Regions from separate parts of the Homo sapiens genome. Here region 1 is linked to region 2. Evidence: chromatin contacts called from ENCODE Hi-C or POLR2A ChIA-PET data. All regions are on one chromosome and are shown on one strand. Each heading gives the region's core, a stretch centred on a gene start or an enhancer-like site at or near the end of the contact. The rest is flanking DNA. Distances are from core to core; before and after follow the strand shown. Region 1 holds the start of YWHAG (tyrosine 3-monooxygenase/tryptophan 5-monooxygenase activation protein gamma). Region 2 holds the start of EIF4H (eukaryotic translation initiation factor 4H).

Region 1 (7,463 bases), core at 1,866-4,365, 2.2 Mb after region 2:
GGACAAGACAGTATTGTCTAATACGTAGGATACATCTAGGTGTTCACTCTCCTTCAATACAAGACTAAACATCTGTCTTAAAAGACCTAACATTCCTCTTTCCTTCTTTTCAAAATACTGCACAATACAGTACTTCTGTCCTGGTTACCCACAAAGAACTATCATTCTGCACAGATCCCAATAGTGTTAGCACTAGGATAATTTCATTAAACTCAAATAAATTTTAATCCCTTTATCAACAGGATGATTTCGGCCTTAAAAGAGAGCTCACTTGAGTGGTAAGATTGGTTTCTTTCTCTGCAGTTTCCAAATTCTCCACGATGACTTTTATAAACAGGAAGAAAATTTCTTAGGTAGTTGCCATTTTGGAACACCTACTACATTTCTTATTGAATCCGCACAACTTTTTCAAGTATTGTCCCATTTTACAGATGAGGAAAATGAGGGACAGAGCCTATTTCCTTAAAGTCACAGGAAACAGATTTGAAAAAAGGTTTTTATTTTACAAACTGTTCTTTCCTCTATACTGTGAAGGAGCAGAAGCACAAATCTAGTAAAAAACAAACTTCCCAAATCTCAACTTAAAAGGTTTTGGAACGGGTTTTCATTCCCTACTAGTAACTGAAAATGACTCAGTAGGAAGTCATCATTTTTTTAAGGTTTTTATTAAAACCTGCCAAATTAATTATCTGCAATAAACACAAGTATACATCCCATCTGTGCACTAGTGTCATAAACTATATTCTTGTTTAAAATTTCTTTTATTCCATAAATTATCGTTTAAAATTTCTACTTTTATTCCATCATTGCCCAGTATTTTAAATAAATGAGATGAATGTTTAAAAATATAAAAAAGCATCTTATAAACTTTTGTGAGAAAGCTAGCAATAGGGTGAACAAGGCCTAGCTAGAGGTCACAGATTTGCATGTCTAAGGGTAAATGATATCCTTATTTTTTGGACTAATTCTCATCTAGTGGAATATGAAGTGCTCGATTCCACCTGGCTTATCGGCTAATTTCTGCATTACCTTGGATAAATGCCATTTGCACACTCCCTACCAGCCCTTAGGTGCATTGCAGCCTCTGTGTCATTGTGTGTGACATCACTTGGTTGCTATGGATATAGGTGCGAGGTCACTCGCTTTCCTGTGGAACTAGAAATATGGAAAAGAAATATGGAAAAATTATAAGAGTCTAAATAACACGAACTGAAGATATTTCCAATACTGATACCTATTAGAAGTGCAACTTACATCATTTAAGCATTAAAACCTTGTAAGACAGCAACTGTGGCCACAGCAGTATTCCGAATTTCAGAATCAGTTCTCTTCAATAAGACAAAAACCTTTCTTTGTTAACATAGCTGCTTTAAATATAAAGGTATCAGCATTGTCCTCTTTTGAGAACCAGTAAATTTATTCAAGAATTGATCTGTAATATCAATAATGCTTCATTTAAAAGATGTAACACGCAAGGTACACTCCAGCATCCACTTCACAATGGAGATGAATTTGAAAATCTTTGTTACATAAGGCAGGAAATTAAATATTAAGATAGTGGGGGCCCGAAATCATTAGATTAATTTTCTACCTTTCATTTCATAATGCTCAATACTTCCCCCTCCTCTAATATCAAACTGGTTGACAGCCCATTAGATAAATGTGGTGTTACTGACAAAATGGTGCAATACAGGGATGAATCTGCAACCCAGACAAAATGCGACAACTGGCGATCGGTATTCTCTTTTCATCAGCATGAAGATGTACTCGCTTAAACAAAAAAAAGCCTCAGATGCATCTAACAACCAAAAATTTTTAAAAAGACTTTTTCCCCTTTAAAATAACTCCTCCCAGCCTCCACCCAGTCTAGGCTCTCTGCAATATGACAAATGCAGAATCTTCTGGAATGACTTGATACTGCCTCTCACCACGGCTTTGTTTGCACTATCAGATCAGACAGAATATTTTTTCCCCCAACTTATAGGAATTTCAACAGACGCGTGCCTGTATTCAAAAAAGAAACGGCATATGTCACACGAATCGAACCAGTCAGCTACATTCACCACCTTTTAATTTTACAGGCAATACCTACCCTTTTCAATACAAAAACATTAGGGAATAAAATGGAGATGACATGTTGAGAATGATCAATGAAAACGCTAGCGAGACAAACGTTCTCCCTTCCTAAAAGCCGGAGGACTTGCTTTGGGCGAATGGAGAAAGAAGAGCCTTTTGTTAAGAAAAACGTGAGCAAGGTGGTTTCGATTTTGCACCACGGAGCTCAGGTTTTCAAGAGACCCTATACAATGTTTCTGGGAAGATTCTCAGGGATGTGTCGGGACAGACAGTGGGGAAGATTCTGGGGGGGCTGGGGAGGTGGAAAACCGGGAGACCTGCTGAGTGAATGGGAAAGGCGCCGCCCAGACACCAGGGAGAGAAAGAGGAACCGCATCCATGCGGTCCCCCGCCCCCACGCCCAGGCTAGGAGGAGGGGGGAAGTGGGGCACAAAGGATGCGCACGCCTCCCCGCTCGGGTCCCCTGCACCCCTAGAGCCGCGGGGGCCGGAGACCCCGCTCCCAAGTCCAGCCCCGCGGGACCTCGCCCCGGCCCGCGCCCGCGCCGGGCCTGAATGGCAGCGCCGCGGGGCCACGGGGACTCCGAAAAGAGGCCGCGTCACAGCCCGGGTTCCCGTCGCCTCTCGGGACCCTCCCCAGCCCCCCTCAGTGAGCGAGACGGGGCGGTCAACCCGCCATCGCGACAGGGCGACGAAGCCCCGGGCCTTCCACGCCAAGGACCGCGTCTTCGGAGGGGCAGGGAGCGGCGGGGGAGGGGAGGAGACACTCACGTTCTTCATGGCCGCGGCCATGTCGTCGTAGCGCTCCGCCTGCTCGGCCAGCCGGGCTTTCTGCACCAGTTGCTCGCGGTCCACCATCTTCGCGGGGCTGGGTCTGGCCGGAGAAGGAGGAGGACACTGGGGCGGCCTGAAGGGCTTGGAGGGCGCGACTGGAGCCCAAGTGCCGGAGAGGACCGACCCACAGAGCGAGCAGCTGAGGCGGCGGCTGCGCGGAGGAGGCGGCTGGAGCTGCGACCGCGGGACCGGGCGCGAGGCGGCTGCGGCTGCTGTGCGTGCCACTGACGGACAACCCCCTGCGGCCCCGCCCACGCCGCATGACGAAGGCAGGCCCCGCCCACCCGTCCGCAAGCCCCGCCCATGCCCCGCCCGAGCCCGGCCGCGGCTAGAACTCCCCGCTCCCCAGCTGGGCTCACTGCGCGTCTTCCGGGCACCCCGTCCTTTCCCACTGCGCCCCCACTCTCCCCTTTTTTCACTTCACTCCCCAGTTCCCTCACCCCAGCTTCTCCAGTCGCCCCCTTACGCCTCCCCCTTGAGCCTCCCGCCCCGCCAGCCCTCGGACGCATGGGCCCCTGGGAGTTGTAGTGTAACCTGCAGTGCACTGAGGCGCTGAGGAGACCAAGGACAAAGGGGCGGTCAAGACTACAACTCCCAGCGGACATAGCGCGCAGGCGCAGGAGGACGGGGGGGGGTGCTTCGAATCCCGAGGCCGCTGGGGACCCCTGGCGGGGATCAGGGCTGCATCAGTCCCTGCGAGTGCTGATTCACCGCCCCGCCCCATATTCTCCGGGAAATTACGAGAGGAGGGGGCAGGGGCCTCAGTCCTAGACCCTGTTTCCGAGATCACGTAGCAGGTCGTGGTGGGGGAAGGACAGGAGGCGCGTCCATTGTAGATCCAGACTCTCAGTGTGGTGCCTGCCCGCGGGATGGCCGAATTAAGGGGCCAGACCCTGGGGACTGTCACCTCCACCCCCTACGAGCTTCCATTAAACCCCCCACCCCACCTTGAGGCTCTTGGGCCTGAATAGGTGAAAACATGGACGAACGACAAATACCGGCTGGCCACAGTGGTTGATTTCCAGAAAGGATGCAGCTGTCTGCTGGCTGACCCTGGAGAACCCCTTCTTCCTCTCCAGGGTGGAGTGCTAAAGATTGAGTTCAGCTACCAGGAGCCTACTCCACATCTAACTGGGCTGCGTCTAGGGCTTGGTTGTCCAGCCCTTCTCTCCCCTCCTAAGACATACATACCTACTGAGGTCACGCTGATATATTCTCGTTCATATTATTCCACATAGCTTGCAGATAGCATGGGTTTTTTTGCTTTGTTTTGCTTTTTTGTAGAGACGGGGGTCTAGCTTTGTTGCCCATGCTGGTCTCGAACTCCTGGGCTCAAGCGATCCTCACGCCTCGGCCTCCCAAGGTGCTGGGATTACAGATGTGAGCCACCATGCCTGCAGGCCTGATAGTTTTGACTGCACATTTTATTTACTTTATGTATTCAACAATTATCTATGAGAAGCTACTGTGTTCCAAGCCCTATTCTAAGCCACGAGGTACAGTAGTGAACAAAACAGACAAAAATCCCTGCCCAAGAAAATAGGTGAGATATGTACAGTATGCTAGAAGTCAGTAAGGAGTGAGTTTTGAGGTTGCAGTGAGCTGAGATTGCGCCACTGCACTCCAGTCTGGCGACAGAGCAAGACTCCGTTTCAAAAACAAATAATAAAATAAAAAGTTTTTTAAAGGCTGGGCACGGTGACTCACACCTGTAATCCCAGCACTTTGGGAGACCGAGGCGGGCGGATGACAAGGTCAGGAGATCGAGACCATCCTGGCCAACATGGTGAAACCCTGTCTCTACAAAAAATACAAAAGAACTAGCTGGGCGTGGTGGTGCCCACCTGTTATCCCAGCTACTCGGGAGGCTGAGGCAGGAGAATCACTTGAACCCGGGAGTCGGAGGTTGCAGTGAGCTGAGATCCCTCTACTGCACTCCAGCATGGGTGACAGAGCGAGACTCCGTCTCGAAAAAAAAAAAGAAGTGAGCTTTGGCCTGGCACGGTGACTCACACCTGTAATCCCAACACTTTGGGAGGCCGAAGCGGGTGGATCATCTGAGGTCAGGAGTTCGAGACCAGCCTGGCTAACGTAGCAAAACCCCATCTCAACTAAAAATACAAAAATTAGCTGGGTGTGGTGGTGGGCACCTGTAATCCCAGCTACTTGGGAGGCTGAGGCAGGAGAATTGCTTGAACCTGGGAGGTGGAGGTTGCAGTGAGCCGAGATCGTTTCATTGCACTTCAGCCTGGGCAACAAGAGCGAAACTCCATATCAAAAAACAAAACAAAAAAAAAGTGAGCTTTGCAGACTCTGCTGCTGCCAGGAGTACTCTACTACTGGCCATGGTCAATCCCACCGTGTTCTTTGACATTACTATTGAGCCCTTGGGCTGCGTCTCCTTCAAGGTTAGGGGCATGGAAACCAAGAAGCCAAGTGACCTCTCCGGAGCTTGCAGTGAGCCGAGATTGTGCCAGTGCACTCCAGCCTGGGAGACAGAAAAAGACTCCGTCTCAAAAAAAAAAAAAAAAAAAGAAGTGACCTCTCATCTAAACTGTAAAGCCATGTTAACATATCGGAGCTGTTAGCAGACAGTGTTGTAAAGACAGCAGAAAACTTTCGTTCTCTGAGCACTGGAGAGAAAGGATTTGGTTATAAGGGTTCCTACTCTCTCTTTTTTTTTCTTTTCTTTTTCTTTTTTTTTTTTTGAGACAGAGTCTCGCTCTGTAGCCCAGGCTGGAGTGCAGTGGTGCAGTCTTGGCTCACTGCAACCTCTGCCTCCCGGGTTCAAGCGATTCTCCTGCCTCAGCCTTCTAAGTAGCTGGGATTACAGGCGCGCACCACCACGCCCAGCTAATTTTTGTATTTTTAGTAGAGACGGTGTTTCACCATGTTAGGCTGGTCTCGAACTCCTGACCTCATGATCCATCCGCCTCAGCCTCCCAAAGTGCTGGGATTACAGGTGTGAGCCATTACGCCCGGCAAGGGTTCCTACTTTCACAGAATTACTCCAGGGATTATGTGTCAGGGTGGTAACTTTACACACCATAATGGCACTGGTGGCAAGTCCATCTATGGGGAGAAATTCGATGAAGAGAACCTCATCCTGAAGCATACAGATCCTGGCATCTTGCCCATGGCAGATGTTGGACCCAACACAAATGCTTCCCAGTTTTTCATCTGCACTGCCAAGACTAAGTGGTTAGATGGCCAGCATGGAGGTCTTTGGCAAGGTGAAAGCGAGCATGAATATTGTGGAGGCCATGGAGCGCTACGAGTCCAGGAATGGCAAGACCAGCAAGAAGATCACCATTGCTATGGCCGGGCGCGGTGGCTCACGCCTGTAACCTTAGCACTTTAGGAGGCCGAGGTGGGCAGATCACTTGAGGTCAGGAGTTCGAGACCAGCCTGGCCAACATGGTGAAACCCCTGTCTCTACTAAAAATACAAAAATTAGCTGGGCGTGGTGGTAGGTGCCTGTAGTCCCAGCTACTCCAGAGGCTGACGCAGGAGAATCGCTGGAACCTGGGAGGCAGAGGTTGCAGTGAGCTGAGATTGCACCATTGCACTCCAGCTTGGGCAAAAAGAGTGAAACTCCCTCTAAAAAATAAATAAATAAATAAAATAAAATCACCATTGCTGACTGTGGACAACTCTAGTAAATTTGACTTGTGTTTTATCTTAACCACCAGACCATTCCTTCAGTAGCTCAGGAGAGCACCTATCCATCCACCCCATTTGCTCCCAGTATCCTATCATCTTTGTGTTCTTGCTACAGTTCCCTTTGAGTCCCATGATTTTCTTATTCCCTTCCATGTCTGGGTGGATTGCAGAGTTAAGTTTGTGACTATGAAATAAAAACTAAATAACAACAAAAAAATCAATAAGAAGTGAAAAATAAAATAGGAAACATGAAGTGTGGATGAGAATGTGGAATGAAAGAGTTTCCATGGGGGAATATTGCAGGCTCTATGCCAGATGCTGGAGGACCCCTGTCCTCAAGGAATTCAGAGTGTGTTAAGCACTGTAAATATTTTGTTTAAAAAATAACTTCTTTCAGGCTGCATAGGAAGAGATTCTGAAAAGCTTCTCCAGGGAGTTTGGTAACATTTCCAACCCAGCCTTTAAATGAGTGTAGGATTTGAGAGCAGGCAAAGGCACAGGTAGCAAGACTCAAAGGCAAGTTCCTCCCTGACTTATTTATTTATGTACTTATTTTTTAGAGGTGGGGGTCTCACTATGTTGCCCAGGCTGGGGTACAGTGGCACGATCATAGCTCACTGCAGCCTCTAATTCCTGGGCTCAAGTGATCCTCCCACCTCAGCCTCCTGAGTAGTGGGGACTACAGGCATGCACCACCACACCCATCTCCCCTGAAATATTTATTGATAGGCAAAGAATCTGATGTATCTGGTGTCTGGGTGATGGGTAAGGGGCTGGGGATAGAGTCAGGGGCCAGAACATGAGGGGCACTGAATGGCAGCCCCAGGAGTTAAATTTCTATTCTGAAATTAATCGGAAGCCTGTGAAGAGATTTTAACAATGGCAGAAAAT
Region 2 (7,563 bases), core at 2,932-5,431:
CAGTGGTGTGACCTCGGCTCACTGCCACCTCTGTCTCCCGGAATCAAACGATTCTCCTGCCTCAGCCTTCTGAGTAGCTGGGACTACAGCTGTACGCCACCAAGCCCAGCTAAGTTTTGTATTTTTACCAGAGATGGGGTTTTGCCATGTTGCCCAGACTGGTCTTGAACTCCTGGCCTCAAGTGATCCACCAGCCTCAGCCTCCCAAAGTGCTGGGATTACGGGCATGAGCCACCACACACAGCCCTCCCTTAAAAAAAAAAAAAAAAAAAATTTATTATGTTTTTTGATAGGATCTCAATCTGTGGCCCAAGCTGGAGTGCAGTGGTGTGATCATGGCTCACTACAGCCTCAACACCCTGGCTCAAGTGATCCTACCATCTCAGGCTCCCAAGTAGCTGGGTCCACAGGCATGTGCAACCACACCTGGCTAATTTTTATTTTTTGTAGATTTGGGGTTTTACTATGTTGCCCCGGCTGGTCTCCATTTGCTGGGGTCAAGCGACACTCCCGCCTCGGCTTCCCAAAATGTTGGAATTACAGGTGTGAGCCACCATGCCCCGCTTTTTACTTTATTAATGACAAATTGCACCCCTTCTCCCACATGTAAGGCCCTGTGGGACATAACCCCCTTAACATGGCTCCTGTCCTTCAAGATCTCACCCTGAAGTGACTTTGGACTGGGACACTTTGGAAGTAAAAAAAATGTAAGGCCATTCAGGAATAAATATTAACGTTTCCTTTTTTTTTTTTTTTTTTTGAGACGGAGTTTTGCTCTTGTTGCTCAGGCTGGAGTGCAATGGTGCAATCTTGGCTCACCGCAACCTCCACCTCACAGGTTCAAGTGATTCTCCTGCCTCAGCCTCCCAGGTAGCTGGGATTACAGGCATGCGCCACCACGCCTGGCTAATTTGTCTGCCCACCTCAGCCTCTCAAAGTGCTGGGATTACAGGCGTGAGCCACTGCCTCCAGCCCTTAATGTTTCCCTTTGGTCAAATGCAATTTGATGCATTTTAAGAGTAATGGAGTAGCCGGGTGTGGTGGCTCAGGCCTATCATCCCAGCACTTTGGGAGGCCAAGGCGGGTGGATCACCTGAGGTCGGGAATTCGAGACCAGCCTGACCAACATGGTGAAACCCCATCTCTCCTAAAAATACAAAATCAGCCGTGCATGGTGGCCGGTGCCTGTGGTCCCAGCTACATAGGAGGCTGAGGTAGGATCATTGCTTGAATCTGGGAGGCGGACGTTGCAATGGGCCGAGATGGTGCCACTGCACTCCAGCCTGGGTGACAGAGTGAGACTCCATCTCAAAAAAAAAAAAAGTAAAAAAAGAGTAATGGAGTGGCCAGGCACGGTGGCTCACGCCTGTAATCCCAGCACTTTGGGAGGCTGAGGTGGGTGGATCACCTGAGGCCAGGAGTTCAAGACCAGACTGGGAAACACATGGAAACCCCATCTCCACCAAAAATACAAAAATTAGCCAGGCGTGGTGGCGCACACCTGTAATGCCACTTACTCAGGTGGCTGAGGCAGGAGACTGGCTTGAATGCTGGAGGCGGAGGCTGCAGTGAGCTGAGATCGTGCCACTACAGTCCAGCCTGGGCAACAGAGTGAGACCCTGTCTCAAAAAAAAAAAAAAAATGAGTAATGGAGTGGCCGGGTGCGTGGTTCCCACCTGTAATCCTGCAATACCACTACTTCGGGAGGCCAAGGAGGGAGAATAACTTGAAGTCAGGAGTTCAAGACCTGCCTGGGGGGCCGGGCACGGTGGCTCACACCTGTAATCCCAGCACTTTGGGAGGCCAAGGCGGGCGGATCACAAGGTTAGATCAAGACCATCCTGGCTAACACGGTGAAACCCCGTCTCTACTAAAAATACAAAAAATTAGTCGGGCGTAGTGGCGGGCGCCTGTAGTCCCAGCTACTCAGGAGGCTGAGGCAGGAGAATGGCATGAACCTGGGAGGCGGAGCTTGCAGTGAGCCGAGATTGCGCCACTGCACTCCAGCCTGGGTGACACAGCCAGACTCTGTCTCAAAAAAAAAAAAAAGACCCGCCTTGGCAACATGGCAAGACCCATCTCTACCAAAAACAAAAAAAAAAAGAAAGTAAATAAGAGTAATAGAGTAATGGGGGCAGGAGCATGGAGCAGGGGTCCAAGTTTAAACTGCGCAAGGAGAAGAAACCATTGGTTATTTTCTGAGCCATGTGCTAAGGTCAAAACTAGGTGACCTTGGGCAAGTCTCTTTCTCTCTGGGTGGTTCCACAGCTGTTAAACAGGTTTGGAAATTATTATCTACAGGTAAAGCACCCATAATGGTGCCAGACACCTTGGTAGGTCCCCAATATATATTGTGTGCCAGGAATTTTACATATTTACTAATTTGAATCTTTACAACACTGAAGAGGTAGGTGACATTATTATATAGATGAGAAAACAGGCATGTTAAAGCGGTTAAGCAACGTCCTCGAGGTCACTCAGCCAGTAAGACGTTAACTGAGCCTAGGTTCAATCTAGGTCTATCAGGCAGCAAAGTGTTTTATTACTTGGGAAGAAAAAGGCACAGAAAAATGAATAAGTGAGTTCAACACTATTAACTCATGAATTGATAATGCTCTGTCCATCTTAACACTGCTATGAAGGAGAAGATACTCAAATATAAAAGTTGGCAGGGCACAGTGGCTCATGCTTGTAATTCCAGCACTTTAGGAGGCAGAGGCAGGAGGACTACTTAAAAGCCAGTAGATCGAGACAAACCTGGGCAACATAGTGAGACTCTGTCTCTACAAATAAATGTTTTACAAAGCAAATTAGAGCCAGGCACGGTGGCTCATGCCTGTAATCCCAGCACTTTGGGAGGCCAAGGCGGGTGGATCTCAGTTCAAGACCAGCCTGGGCAACATGGTGAAACGCTGTCTCTACTAAAAATACAAAAATTAACTGGGTGTGGTGGTGCACGTCTGTCACCCCAGTTACTCGGGAGACAGAGGCAGGAGAATTGCTTGAACCGAGGAGGTGGAGGTTGCAGTGAGATGAGATTGCGCCACTGCACTCCAACCTGATTCTCCATCTCAAAAAAAAAAAAAAAAAAATGCAAATTAGGCGAGGTACTGCCCGCCTATAGTCCTAGCTACTCCAGAGGCTAAGGCGGCAGGATGGCATGAGCCCAAGAGGTCAAGGCTGCCGTGAGCTACCACTGTTCCACCGCAGTCCAGCCTGGGCGACAGAGCGAGACCCTGTCTCAACAACGAACCAATAAATACATAATAAAAAGTAATGGTTAAGCGGAAGATACCTAGGTACACATCACAACAAAATTCTATGAGGTTCTTTCAAAGTGTGCTTAGATAATTAAGGTTTGTCAACATCGTGGCATCCACAATTACTACCATCTCAATCACAAACCTGGAAATTTACCCGTGTAATTAATTCCCACTGCATAACCATGTTTTGTTATTGCTAGATGATGGAATCCACAACAGTATCCAATTCTTTTTCCAAGGCAACGACTTCTGCAAAAAACCGAGATGTGCAGTCTCTCTTGCTAAGTCACCGATCACCTATACTCTCTCCTCTCAAAACCCCCCAATACCCAGGCAGCGAGTAAGCCCTGGAAGGCAGGATTCGTGTCTGCATCCCACCGCCTCGCACCCCCTTCCGGGGCATCCTCATCGTGTGGCCAGCTCCTGCCTGGAGAAGGAGGTGGCCTTTACTTGGGTGTCACCCGGGGACCACTTGGGGGTCCAAGCGGGACAGGCCTCCGAGGTCCCCGCCATGTATGGAGGCCGAAAGGCAGCGTCCCAGGCGAACTGGAGAGGGAGTTCCCCCCAGCTCTCCAGGTCACCTCCCGCCGACGGACGGAAAGGCCGGCGCGCACGGGCGTGGTGCGGCGGGGATAGGAGGCAGCCACGGGCGCACCCCAGGGCCAGCACATAATGGGCCGCGTAGGCCGGGCAGGCGTCCAGCTGGGACGCCGCCGCACCACGTGGGCTGCAGAGCGCACGGGGCAGGCAGCTGCCGGTGGGCCCAGGGCCGGGCGCTGCGCGGCCAGCGTCCGTGCGTGCGTGCGCGCGCGCGCGTGCGCGTGCCTGCGTCCAAGGGATTTGCGATCAGGCGGCGCGGCGGACAGCCCCGGCGGCGGGGCGGGGGGAGTTATATTGCGGGGTCCTTCCTCGCTCACCCTGGTTCCTCTCGGAGCGGAGACGGCAAATGGCGGACTTCGACACCTACGACGATCGGGCCTACAGCAGCTTCGGCGGCGGCAGAGGGTGAGGCGGGCGTGCGCGGGCCCCGTCGGGGGCTGCGGGACCGGCGGAGTCGGGGCCGTCAGGGTGGCGGCCGTCCTGCGCTCAGCCGGGGCGGCGGGAGGCGGGGGCCCGCGGAGGCCTAGGAGCGGCGCCTGGAGGGCCGGGGCCTGGAAATGGCGCGCTCGGAGACGGGGCGGCGGCGGCTGGGCTCCCGGGGTCTTGCTTGCGGGGCGGATCCCTTCCACTGCCTCCCGCCAACGACAACGTGTTGGTTTTTGCCCTGCCTTGGCCGCGGCGGCGCCGATGCCCGGAGACGAGCGCCCGCTTCCAGCCCCATCCCCCCTACGGTAGGACCAGTGCGGGGCTGAGCTGTGGCGCTGGGGTACGGGCCACACGGCCTGCCCCGCTCCGGTCCCGGCCTCTTTCGCGGCCCTCTGTTGCCTGCCCGCCTTGCAGGCCCCTGGCCCCTTCGCCACGAGGCCGGCCGACTGGGGAAGGTCGGCAGCCAAGAGGGGCGATTCCCTTCCCCTTACGTGTGAGGCAGGGATTTGGCGGCTCTGGCCCGGGGATGGTACGACTCCTTGCGGGCGGGGGGAGACCAAGGAGATAAATCCATCGTAGCTTCTTTGTATTAATCTTTCTTGGGTCACAGTGCCTTGACAGGTGCTACGTGCTCTTTGGCACAATTTCATTTCTCCTTGGTTTCTCGCTCTGATCTGGAGAAGGAACCGCATTTAGCGTCGTCCTGATTGTTGTCAAATGCAGACAACTATGTATAATTGAAACACTTTGCTTAAAAGAAACATCTTTGAATAGAGAGCTCATGGTGTTTAATTCCAGGACTCTGCACTTTTTTTTATTTTATTTTTTAAATACAAGTTGCCTCGTTAGAATATAGGCTATGAACATCTTGCTGTTTGTCAAGGACACACTTGGGCTTTGTGTTTTCTTGCAGAAAGGATTACTTTCCCAGGATAACACCACAATAATACACACTGAGGTGTTCAGTCTCCTGGGTTGCAGTCCAAAAGTATCTTTGTTTGGTAAAGAATGATCACTTTTAATACCTTGGTTTGGGAACGGCTCAGACAAAAGCTTGTTTCGGGGCAGGAGTGTAGCTAATGTTCATGATACTGTAACGTGGAAGTGTGCCGGTGTAGGTGGAGCTATTGTCATTCCAAAGAACATTTTATTTGCTAATAAAAAAAGAAGTAAATGTTGGATGACATGAAATTATCGCCTTTGGGTTAGGTTTCTAAACATCAAATTTGTTCTCAAGTCATTTCGAAATTTAATAACTAGGGTTTTTTTTTTTTTCCTAGTTCCAAAAAACGTTCACAGAAGTACCCAGAAAAATTCTTCTTAAACAGCGTGGTCAATTTAAGTTTTAGTTGCATTGGGACTACAATAAGGTGACCTTATTAAACTGAGTGTGGGGATTTAAAAAAATTTCCTTCAGACACATTTGCCAGCTCTTCTGGTGTCAAATTTTGACATTTGGGGGTGCCAGGAACAATCAGAAGTAAAATTCTATTAAGATGCTATTAATTTCAAATCTCCACAGCAGATGAAAATATTAGCCATTTGCCCCAGGTGTACTCCAAAAACTGATAGGAGAGTTTCCTAGGTAGCACTGTGCATCACTTGAACTTCCTAATAGAAAGTCTCTTTACTGTTAAGCATCTTCTATGTCTCACTTACTTGGAATTTTCTATTTGGCTTCATATTAATGTGAAACTACATAAAGTATTGCTACTTTCAGAAGTAGTTTTAAAAACTTGTTGGTGAATTTACATATTCATTTATACATGTGTATTCTTTTTTTTTTTTTTTGAGATGGAGTTTCACTCTTGTTGCCCAAGCTGGAGTGCAATGGTGTGATCTCGGCTCACTGCAACCTCCACCTCCCGGGTTTAAGCGATTCTCCTGCCTCAGCCTCCCAAAGTGCTGGGATTACAGGCATTAGCCACCGCGCCCGGCCTCAATTATTTTAATTATGTCCACATGAACAAATGTCACTGCTTTACAATGCTTAAGCATCATAGAAGATTGCCACCTATGGAAAGCAGTTTTAACACTGCATTGTTTGGTACTTGTGTAGGCACCTTCTCCCTTGTCTAAAATGCCTCAGACAGGCTCGTACATCTCACCTCTGAATTACTTGGGTCACAGGTGAAAGAAATGGTAGGCCTAAAATGAACAGTTATCATCATAAAACATAGTTTGGTAGTTATACATCTTCCTAAGTTTATTTCGTAGTTGTGTTTAATAACCAGTGCAGTTGTCAGGAAACAGTATTGAACCACTGCTTTTTTCCCCCGAGCCTGTAAGGGCATGTCCCCAGCAGCCAGGGAGAGAACCAGGGACTGCATTGTTCAGCAAGCAAATCAAAACAAAATTCCAAATGATCAAGAGTTGATTGTACCAGATCTTGAATGGACTTTGTTTTGCAGTTTGCTAAATTATCTTTTTGAGGTTCCAGTTTCTCATCTACCATTGGCAGTAAAGTGCAGAGTAATACTGATTTTATATTTCTAATTGCAACAAAGCTATGAGTGCTTAGTGGAAAACCACCGATCCTGAGAATTAGGGTGGAAATTGGAGGTGGCAAGAATTGAGGTGGCTGAAATGGTGCCATCTAAAAACTGGCAAAACTCCAAATTTATTCTTTATCAGGATTCAGTTAGGGAGTTTAGAATTCTTTTTTAAATAGAGATGGGTTTCACTATGTTGCCCAGGCTGGTCTTGAACTCTTGGACTCAAGTGATCCTCCCGCCTCAGCCTCCCAAAGTGTTGGGATTACAGGCATGAGCTACCACGCCCAGCCTAGGAGTTTAGAATTCTAACCTTTGAATCTTTAAACTTAGCATGTCTGTCTAAATTTCTGAGCATATTTTTATCCAAAATTTTTATGGTGGTAAAATATACATAACATAAAATGTGCCACTTTACCCATTTTTCAGTATACATTTCAGGGATATTGAGTGTATTCGTAATGTATAACCATCACCACTATCCAGCTCCTTAACTCTTACAGCTTGTAAAACTAAAACCCTGTCCCCTTTGAATAGTAATTCCCTATTGCCCTCCTTCCCCCAGGTCCCTGGCAACCACCATTCTACTTCCTGTCTCTGAGCATATTTTAAGATTTGTATGTAATAGGAAGGAAAGCAGTGTATAAAAACTACAGCTAGTTTTCACTGATGCTAGGGCCTGTAAAGCTATTGAAAAGCTTATTTTAAAATGCTGTTTACATGTCAAATGTCAAGTCGTTTAGGTTTGTTATCCTTCTTCACTCCAAGTGTTCCATTGCTTA

The links. A loop is a pair of places that touch in the nucleus more often than their neighbours do. ChIA-PET counts read pairs that join two places held with the same protein, here RNA polymerase II (POLR2A). Pooled maps may share reads with other maps.
Region 1: a loop to region 2 is called in a pooled map, with 13 times the contacts of the local background. The contact joins the promoter of YWHAG here to the promoter of EIF4H in region 2. A Hi-C loop is called at or near these places in 5 of 50 pooled maps. POLR2A ChIA-PET finds 5 or more read pairs at or near these places in 2 of 52 experiments (BJ and T-cell).

Annotation. Positions count from the first base shown.
Region 1 is chr7:76,355,876-76,363,338 of GRCh38, forward strand. YWHAG (tyrosine 3-monooxygenase/tryptophan 5-monooxygenase activation protein gamma) reads right to left here and starts at 3,116. Exons shown (of 2, transcript NM_012479.4): 1 at 2,847-3,116. The coding sequence starts at 2,933. It also overlaps the pseudogene PPIAP81. RefSeq lists silencers at 2,247-2,437, 2,521-2,720, 3,041-3,450 and an enhancer at 2,545-3,191.
Region 2 is chr7:74,170,175-74,177,737 of GRCh38, forward strand. EIF4H (eukaryotic translation initiation factor 4H) reads left to right here and starts at 4,182. Exons shown (of 7, transcript NM_022170.2): 1 at 4,182-4,268. The coding sequence starts at 4,210. RefSeq lists a silencer at 3,933-4,442 and enhancers at 3,945-4,239, 4,221-4,734, 4,735-5,247.